Regions from separate parts of the Homo sapiens genome. Here region 2 is linked to region 1. Evidence: chromatin contacts called from ENCODE Hi-C or POLR2A ChIA-PET data. All regions are on one chromosome and are shown on one strand. The core of a region is the stretch at or near the end of the contact, and the rest is flanking DNA. Distances in the headings are between cores, read along the strand shown. Region 1 has its middle 21 kb from the start of DOCK9. Region 2 overlaps UBAC2 (UBA domain containing 2).

The links. Hi-C counts contacts between places; a loop is a spot of excess contacts on that map. ChIA-PET counts read pairs that join two places held with the same protein, here RNA polymerase II (POLR2A). Pooled maps may share reads with other maps.
Region 2: a pooled map shows a loop between it and region 1 (2.9-fold over the local background). The contact joins two enhancer-like sites. A Hi-C loop is called at or near these places in 1 of 50 pooled maps. POLR2A ChIA-PET finds 5 or more read pairs at or near these places in 2 of 52 experiments (Panc1 and naive thymus-derived CD8-positive, alpha-beta T cell).

The regions. Positions count from the first base shown.
Region 1 is chr13:98,996,680-99,000,966 of GRCh38, forward strand. It overlaps a transcript of DOCK9 not described here. Among named protein-coding and RNA genes, the nearest start is that of DOCK9, 21 kb to the left of the region's middle. Within about 2 kb of position 2,317, at least 4 of the 41 ENCODE cell types and tissues checked have a DNase peak (open chromatin) inside an H3K27ac peak, as active enhancers do.
Region 2 is chr13:99,285,600-99,290,269 of GRCh38, forward strand. The region is part of intron 4 of UBAC2 (UBA domain containing 2); the gene reads left to right. Among named protein-coding and RNA genes, the nearest start is that of GPR183, 19 kb to the right of the region's middle. Within about 2 kb of position 2,697, at least 6 of the 41 ENCODE cell types and tissues checked have a DNase peak (open chromatin) inside an H3K27ac peak, as active enhancers do.

The DNA of each region.
Region 1 (4,287 bases), core at 1,067-3,566:
GCAATTTTTTAAAAGCTCATCAGCTATCACTAGTGTTAGTGTATTTTATGTGTGGCCCAGGACAATTCTTCTTCTTCCAGTGTGGCCCAGGGAAGCCAAAAGATTGGGCACTCCTGATCTAATCCTTTACCTTCCTTGGTTTTATTGTTTATATTTCTTATTATAATAACTTGGAAGTAAGTTGCTCTGCCAATGGTAAAGCAAACAGCATAGTTTTACCCCAAAAATGCGGATCTTCTGAAATCCAAAGAAACTCCTTGCATACTAAGTCCAATCGGTACTCATTCCTCAGCTGGCATAACAGAAAGAAGACAAGAAAAGACATGTGCTCCCCTCTCACAACCTGAATGGGAAAGGAGTATTGGGAGATGTGCTGACTATCCAGGGTTTCTACAAGAGGACAGTGGAAAAGAGGGAAAAGAGGGCTTCTCGAATGTGTAGTCAATGTGTGCAGCAGACACTCACAGCGCACTTACCCTAGAACACGCCGCTTCGCAGGGCACCTGTGTCTGCTGCCTGCAGGCCCACACGTCTCAGGAACTAAAGCGAACACTGTAAAATCACTGAGCTGTGGCCCTCTGTGGATCACCTCACTTTCCTCTGGTTATTCAGGCAGGGTTCGCCCACCCCACGCCCAGAGGCAAACAATAAGAAAACTTGGAGTAAAAAAGAACTTACCAATTCAGCTCAAATTTCTAACTAAAGCCTTTTATTTGACCAGCTCAGTCCTGCTGAGCCCCGCACCTCAGAGTTGCTTTGCCTAAACATCTGTAAAGAAGACCTCTCTCAAGGGCATGACAGTAAGTCTCCTGGCTGACCACTAGATTCCTATTTGCCACATGTGAAAGAAGAGCAGACCAGTAGCGATGTGAAATGAGGTTTGTCTTCAAAACCACCCACTCTTTTGATATCCTTTGTTGGTCTCTCAACACTTCCTTCCCTCACTCCATCCACATCAGACTATTTCCAGGGATTGCCATGGGCAGCCTTCACTGTTCTTTGTGGGAATTATTTTCCTGTCTCTGTGCATTGCTGGCTTGCAATTCCAGCCCTGGCTGGTCAGGAATACTCCAGTCACCCCCTGACTTTGTGCATCTTTGTTATACAATAGAAAACATTTCCATGTGGGGATTCTGGGAGAATAACTGAGAAGCATGCTGCTTTCCAGCCCCGTAGCTAACGAGAGGTCTGTTCTGCCAAAGTGTGGCACTGGCCCAGCCCCACCCTTGACCAACACAGCAGATTCTCCTAAGTCCCCAGGATCATCTCTGTAAAAGCCCTGAGGATTTTCTCAGACTAGGGCTGAGGCCATTCTGCTCTTCCAAGATTTGCTGCAAACCACAGAAACATCTCCAGGGTGATGGTGAGGGTGTCATGCATGTGACACCTGCCATTCTCCTCAGCTTTTCCTCTGTACTTGGTGGACCTCTGTGAATGAGTCACAGATGAGAACAGCTGAGGTGGGGCCGGGATAGACAGTGGAGCCTTGGGGCAAGGGTGATGGCAGCTGGCAGGCATGCATCATCAGAGAAGCCAGACAGGGCAGCAAGGTCCGGGCACCCAGACACCCACAGCGCACATGTCTCAATTCACTAAATGAAGTGGAAGCCCCTGAAGGTAGGACCCACCCTACCCTCAAGATGCAAACTCTGCTCACCCTCTGGGTATCCACTAAGACTGATTATTTGTCTAGGCATAGAGACAAATGGGAAACACCTGGCACCAATTATGTGTGGAGCACTCGAAAATCCTTTTTAACCTCGGATGCACTTACAGCACTCATGGCCTTGGTTTCCATCTGAATGATCCGGGCAGAGTCTCACACCAAGCTTCCAAAACCCTTTTAAGAATTTCCGAACCAAGAGACTTGGTGAAATCCATGAATGAGGAAGTCTTGTGGTACAGGAAGCATGGTCCAGGTCAGCCCCTACCCTACCCACCTGGCCTCTTCCAATCCATCACCCACCCAGGCACAGAGGAGCAACATTCTCAAATGGGGCTGAGATTAGGCTGCATGGCCCCTAATCGTCCAACTGCTAAAGTCTAGGCACAGACTCGTTGGGACCCCTCATCTCACCCTCCAATGATTACCATATAGTCATGGAGAGAGGCGAAGGCACAGACAATCCAAGGCCTTCCAGATTTCCCTGTGGGTCTGAGCAACCAGGCTCATCTTCCTAATGGTGTTTCACTTTGGGCTACTGTCAAAATTAGTTTGCAACCCCAAACTCACAATAAGTGGGTGGTGGAGGAAGCCAACCATAGTGTCCTTGGGGCTGGAGAAAGGGAAGCAAGCTCGGATCACACTTTTGCTACGTGAATCACCTAACCACAGATAACAGGGTGACAGGAAGTCAATGATTTGTATCATCTCCCCCTTTGACTCTTGAGATAAAAAGACCTAACCCAAACTTCAGAGAGTCACTGGCAATGGAGGCTAAGACACTGCAGATGTGGGGAATAAAAGCCCAGTGTGGCGATTCCCTGAGTTCCTTGAATAGTCTTTCCAACTAATTAATCTTCTTGTTCACATGTTCAGAGGGTGAGTGTGTGACCTGGAACACAGGTCATAGGAGCAGCTTATGAACAGATGTGTGCACGCATGCACGCGCACACACACACACACACACACACACACTCTCTCTCTCTCTCTCTCTGGAAGGTGACTAATGAGAGGATACCAAAACAACCCTTCTTTTAACAAGAAAAGCAAAAATAGTTTTAAATTGGCTTTTAAAATCTCATTTCCTAATAGAAGGATTTCTTGAATGATGATTTCCCTTGCTTGTTTCCAGATCATCTGGCCTTCTCCTGAATTCTCCAGTTGCCTGATTTGAGCCAAGTCCTGCGTGTCTGGGGTTGCAGGACAGACAACATAAACAGTACTAAAACTTATCCTCAGTGTTTCTTTCTTTTCATGTTTCTTTTTTAACAGAAAGAGGGCGATTCAAAAATTATAAAAATGGAAAAGGGTTTAAATTACTGATGCACAGAGAGGTTGTTTTTAAAATTAAGACCATTCCTGCATACTTTGCCTTTGGATGGTGTCCAGCATTTTTCAGATAAACATGCATCTGCACAAACTATCAGCGTTTCCACTTGTTTTACAAAACTGGTCACAAAGAGTATGATTTGGACAGAAGCCTGTATCCTTCTGTAACACAACAGCCCAGTCCAAAAGGTGGTTGAATGCTAAGGGTGAAAAGTGAAAACGGAAATTCAGTATCAAATCTCTTGCACCAAAGTTCCCAGGCACCATGACCACTCCCTGCCTTGTTATTTGGCAAAGAACTGGTTAAAAAAAGAAAAAAAGAAGAAGAAGAAAGCAACAATAAGACGATATACACTTTTGGGGAGTAGCTAAAATGTTTAGGGCTCTGCCTGCCTTAATACTCAACCTACCTGACCCCCTAAATCAGTTTGGTAAAAGCAAGATGACCTGATCTGATTCTGGGATCTGGGAGAAAATACACGCAGAAGGGGCTCCTATCACCAACTCTCATTATAAATATGCCACAATCCTTTTCACAGCCCTTCTCTGAGTCTTCTCCTGCCCTGATGTGTCCTTCTGAAGATGCAACACTCAGTTCTGAACAGAATGCAGAACCCCAGCAGGTCATGCATCTGAATGAGAAAGCAGTATCTTCCTGTCCTCTCTTCACAAGGCCCCAGGATGTTAGGACCAGCAATGCAATCTGCTGATGTTTTCAGCTCCTTTCAAAGCAAGGTGCTAGATTCCCAAACTTCTCCTCCTGAGGGCTTGCTTGGCAGAGTAGCTTAGTAGAGGGTGGCTTGCAGGTGGCAAGATACAGCACGGTAGGACACCATTAAAAATCTCATGCCCTCCACAGTTAAACATTTGAAATTTGCTCAAGAAAACTGTCACATACTTGAAAAAAGAAAGAAGAAAAATGAGGTAAAATCATTCTCCTCACTCGAAATAAAAATTGAAACTCATGCACAGAGATGGGCTGGCATACAGACTCCATTTGTTCTGCAGCTTGGAAATGAATGACAAAATGCCCCCAAACCTTCCATATTCACCTCCAGTGCCACCCTCAGTTAACAACTCCCCTCCAAAATGCAAATACCCTTTAGCAGATACAAGTCTATTAGCTATTTTTACCATAGTGTGATTTTTTACAATCAGATAAGAACGTAACATCTAGCTGAGGTCATTCACATGCAGAAACTGTTAAGTTCTGGCAGTGAAAAAAGATGAGTGGCAGTGGAGCTCAGGAGCACCTAGGGTGGGAGGGCAAGGCTCTGCAGTTTGGGGTTCCAGAG
Region 2 (4,670 bases), core at 1,447-3,946, 290 kb after region 1:
CAGGCTGGTCTCAAACTCCTGGCCTCAAGTGACCCTCCTGCCTTGGCCTCCCAGAGTGTTGGGATTATAGGCATGAGCCACCATGCCCGGCCAGCTGGCTCATTATCTGTTCCAGGGTTCTCCTAGTGTACTTCCCATAAAGCAGAGGTTGGAAAGCTGAATGCTCTATTTCTTAAACTCCCTTGCCTGGAGTTCTGGATATGATTTAGGTTCCATTATTCAGAAAAACGTGTGGCTCTTGAATTCAGTATGAGCCAAGGCATATGAGATAGCCATTTTCCTGGTGCAGTTCTACACATCCAACGGGGTGCCAGAGTTCACAGTTCAACTCCCTGAAACTCCCTGATCCCTAGACTCTGCCAAAGTGGTTTGACCTTGGAGCTCACAGTTGATGTAATTAACTTTTGTGATTTCCCAGCTGCCTCAGTGTGTCAGAGGAAACAGTTCTCCTGGTAGACCAGTCCTTATGTGTTCCAGGAGTCTATTCCTGGAGGCGCTGGATCTGGCCTTCTAGCCTTTTCAGCAATTGTATAAGCACCGAATTCTGTGTACTAAATCTGCTGCCCAAAATAGCTGACAAGATTTCTGTTATCTATAACTGAACCTTGGCTGACAGAACTGCTAATCAAAAGAATGTAACATTTATATTTGACTTCAAATGTATATATACAAAGCAACATACCTGGATCTGAAACATTTAGATTTGAACTGGGACATAGTTCTTCCTTGTGGTCCTTTGTGTTAGGAGATCAAGTTCCTCAAAGAACATTGTGTGTGTGTTTATGAAGCCTTGCTGATCTTTTCATGTGGCTTTCTGGTATAACCTATTCTTTGCTGGTGACTTTGTTACCACCAGCCATCTCTTATTAGGACTTCTTTTTTTTAATATTTATTTATTTTTAATTTTTTTCCCACTTTTAGGTTCGGGGGGTACATATGCAGGTTTATTACATGGGTAAATTGTGTGTCACTCAGGCTTGGGGTACAAATGAGCCCATCACCCAGGTAGTGACCATAGTACCCCATATGTGGCTTTTCAACCTCCATCACCCCACACTCCCCCAACAAGCAGTCCCCAGTGTCTATTCTGTTGTTCCTATCTTCGTGTCCATGTGTATTCAATGTTTAGCTCCCACTTATACGTACAAACATGCAGAATTTAGTTTGCTGTTGCCACGTTATTCTTAGGACTCCTTGAAGGTCTGCTGAGACTCCCCTCACATGTAACCTTAGAATGTGGCCAGTGCGCGTCCCATTCTCCTATGATTTGAATTGCTGTGCTTAACTGATTGGAGATGGAGACTGGTAACTGTGTCTCAGTTCTTTCTGAATCCATCCCTGAATTTCTGCCTCTACCCCCGATGTAACAAGAGTAAGGGCATGTGTTAGAGAACATACTTACCATTTTTAGAAATTTATTACAGAAATTTTCAAATATACATAAATACAGAGAGAATGGTATAATGACTACCATGTACCCATCACCTTTTAATCATTTTTTCAAACACACAAACTTCAAATAATTTGACAGTTGGATCCCTAATGGGACACTGGTTTCCATTTTTCATTTTACCATGTGGTTCCTAAAATCTGCATGGTGTTAGCCTGCAGTGTCCCTCAACCCTGCCCTTGCCTCAGATTTGCCAGTATCTCTACGGGCCTCCCCAGAGGCCTGAGTGTCAGGTGCAGGCACAGGCAGGTACCAGGTTTCAAGTAGAGCTCATAGGAGATTGTTGGGACTGAGAACCAGGATTGCCTTGATCTCTTGTCACATGTGTATCAGGCCTGTGGGTCTGTTTTGATAATGTCGTCTTCTTAACTGCTGTTCTTTTTTTTTTAAATTTTGAGACAGGGTCTCACTCTCACCCAGGCTGAAGTGCAGTGGCACGATCATGACTAACTGCAGCCTTGACTTGCTGAGCTCAGGTGATTCTCCCACACCAGCCTCAGTTCTTTCTGAACCCATCCCTGAACTTCTGCCTCCACCCCATGTTGTAACAAGAGTAAGGAAAAATATCTTTCTTTCTTCTTTTTTTTTTCTTTCTTTTTTTTTTTTTTTTTTTTTGGTAGAGACGAGGTTTCGCCATGTTGCCCAGGCTGATCTCCAATTCCTGGGCTCAAGTGAGCCTCCTGTCTCAGCCTGCCAAAGTGCTGGGATTATAGGCGTGAGCCACCACGTGCAGCCTTAACTGCTGTTCTTTTAACAAACCAATAATGTTCAACTTTAGGACCTTCTTGCCCTTGCTCCCTTACTGGGGAAAATAATAAGCAATAATACATGAAATGGCACTTGCATATACTTTCATTACTCTCTTGAACATATAATATATGATATGCTAAAACATACTGTTTGCATTTATTTTTATAGGCTAATATAGGCAGTAACCTTATACATTTTTACTATGTAGCCCCTGCCAAAAAATTTGATACTTCATGCCAGGACTTGATGGGAAAATTGTGGGACTGCTGCCCTCAAGCAATAAGAACGTATCAAAATGTTACTTTTTTTAGATTAGGTCTCAAACCTTTTGTAGCCTCCATGTAGTTTCATTCTGACACACTTTTTTCTTCTCAAAATCTGCCTGGGAAAAGTCATTCTTGTACAGAAACCAGAAATAAATGTTTTAACACTCTGAGAAAATGGATAAAAGCCAATCAGAAAAGCACTTGAGTTCTTGTTTTGGATCAGTTGCAGTAGGTGCCATGTGGGGCAGAAAGTAACGTGGCCCCTGCTCTGGAGTGGTTTTCAGTTGAGTGGACAGGATGTCTAAGAGCATTACTAACTACGAGAAGCCACACAGTTAGCATGCAGATAGACAACAGCTTTAAAATTTTTGAGGAAGGTGAACTCTTGAAACAAAAAGGAAATAATTTATTGTATTGCCCTCTTAAACAGCTTCTTCTTTCTAACAACTACAGTATTGCCAGGATTTCTCTCCATTTGGATATGCATTATCAGAGATAAAGTAGCATAGCAGTCATATGCTGCTTTTTTACATGTGGAAGGAAATGGAAAAGCTAGTGGTGCTCCTCTTATACTCTCAACAGAAAAGTTTCATTTTGGAAAATAAATCCTGACTGATTTAAATGTCATTCTAATTTCTAATTTAATATATTTTCCATGATTAGCATTTTAGTACCAAGCAAGTATTAGTTATCTGTTGCTGCCTAACAAATTATGACATGTAATAATATCAACCTCTTACCATACTTAAAAACTACAAATCATATAATCTCCTCAGCTAATATTTGATGACCTATAGTCAACATGTATTTTTTGGAGCACTGTCTATGTTCAGGGTGTCATGCCCAGTGCTATCCAGAATAGAAAGAAGGAAAAGCTAGTGTCTCTTCCCCAATGGAGTTTATGTTTCATTTGAGGGATACAAGAATATTGCACATGAAATAATAGACCATAGACCGTACGATGGCTGGCAAAGAGCTTGCCTATTATCTAACACTTACTTCACTGACAAGACAATTGAAGTCTAGAAAGGCTCAAAGACTGGACAAAGTGGGATGGAGCTGGGTTGGAGTCTGACAGAACCAGGCCACCCATCTCCAGGCCAGTGTCTTTTTTCTTCCTTTGTTGTAAGATCTAAATTAAAACTATGTGGCATATACTGTAAAAGCCAGATAAGTTGAGGAAAGGAAGATGGATGGCTTTGAGTAGTCAAAGAAGGATTAAGGGAGGCGGTGTGATTTGGATGTAAGTGTAAACAAGAAGGGGAGGAAGCAGGAGAATCCCACTAGAGAGAACCAAACATTTTATCCACAGGACAGACAAAACCAACTAGACAAACTTGAAAGGCCCATATTGGGCAATGGAGATAAATCAGGTTGGAGGGAGTCGAAAGTGTGGGAGAGGAACTTGGACTTGATGTGGTAGATCATGGGGAACTATTCTCAATCCCTGAGCATGAAATGACACAATGAAAGTGGGATTAAGGAAGATTGTTTGCCAAGAGAACTGGATAGTGTCTGCATTTTTCTTTTCTTACACTCTGTGTATTGGTCTTTTTTTTTTCATTCCAAGTAGGTTAAACACTGTTTTAATCAGAACAGGTTAGCTTATGTTGCAGCCACGAAATAACCCTGAAATCACAGTGGCTTAATCCACAGTGTGTTTCTTGTTTGCACACTTGTCTAATGCAGTTGGGTGGGGCATGGGGTGGGAGTTCTCACTTACTCATTCAGGGACCCAGGCTGACAAAGGTGCCACCATCTAGAACATTGCCAAACACTGTGGCAGAGGAGAATGCCACTCCCTCTCACCTCGGGCTGGAAGTGACACACGCGTCTTTTGCCCCCAACCCATTGGTCAGAGGTAGTCACCTGCTCTTCCTCCCCACCCCCAAGGAACTTGAGGATATTTGGTGAGCAGTGTGTGTCTCTTTTAAGGCTTTCTGAGGACCTGGAACATATCTGTTTATTTGTTTAAGAGAGAAAATACGATGATGAAGAGTGCAGACCATGGAGCCAGACCCCAGAGTGTAGAGCCTGGCTCCCCACTTGCTGACTGTGTGACCGTGGGCAAGTTACTCAACCTCTCTGGAGCATAGTTTCATCATCTGGAAAGTGCGACTGATAAATAGAACAAGCCTCACAGCATTCTTGTGAGATTTGAATGAGCACTTTATATGTAAAGTGCTTAAAGCACTATGCTATAT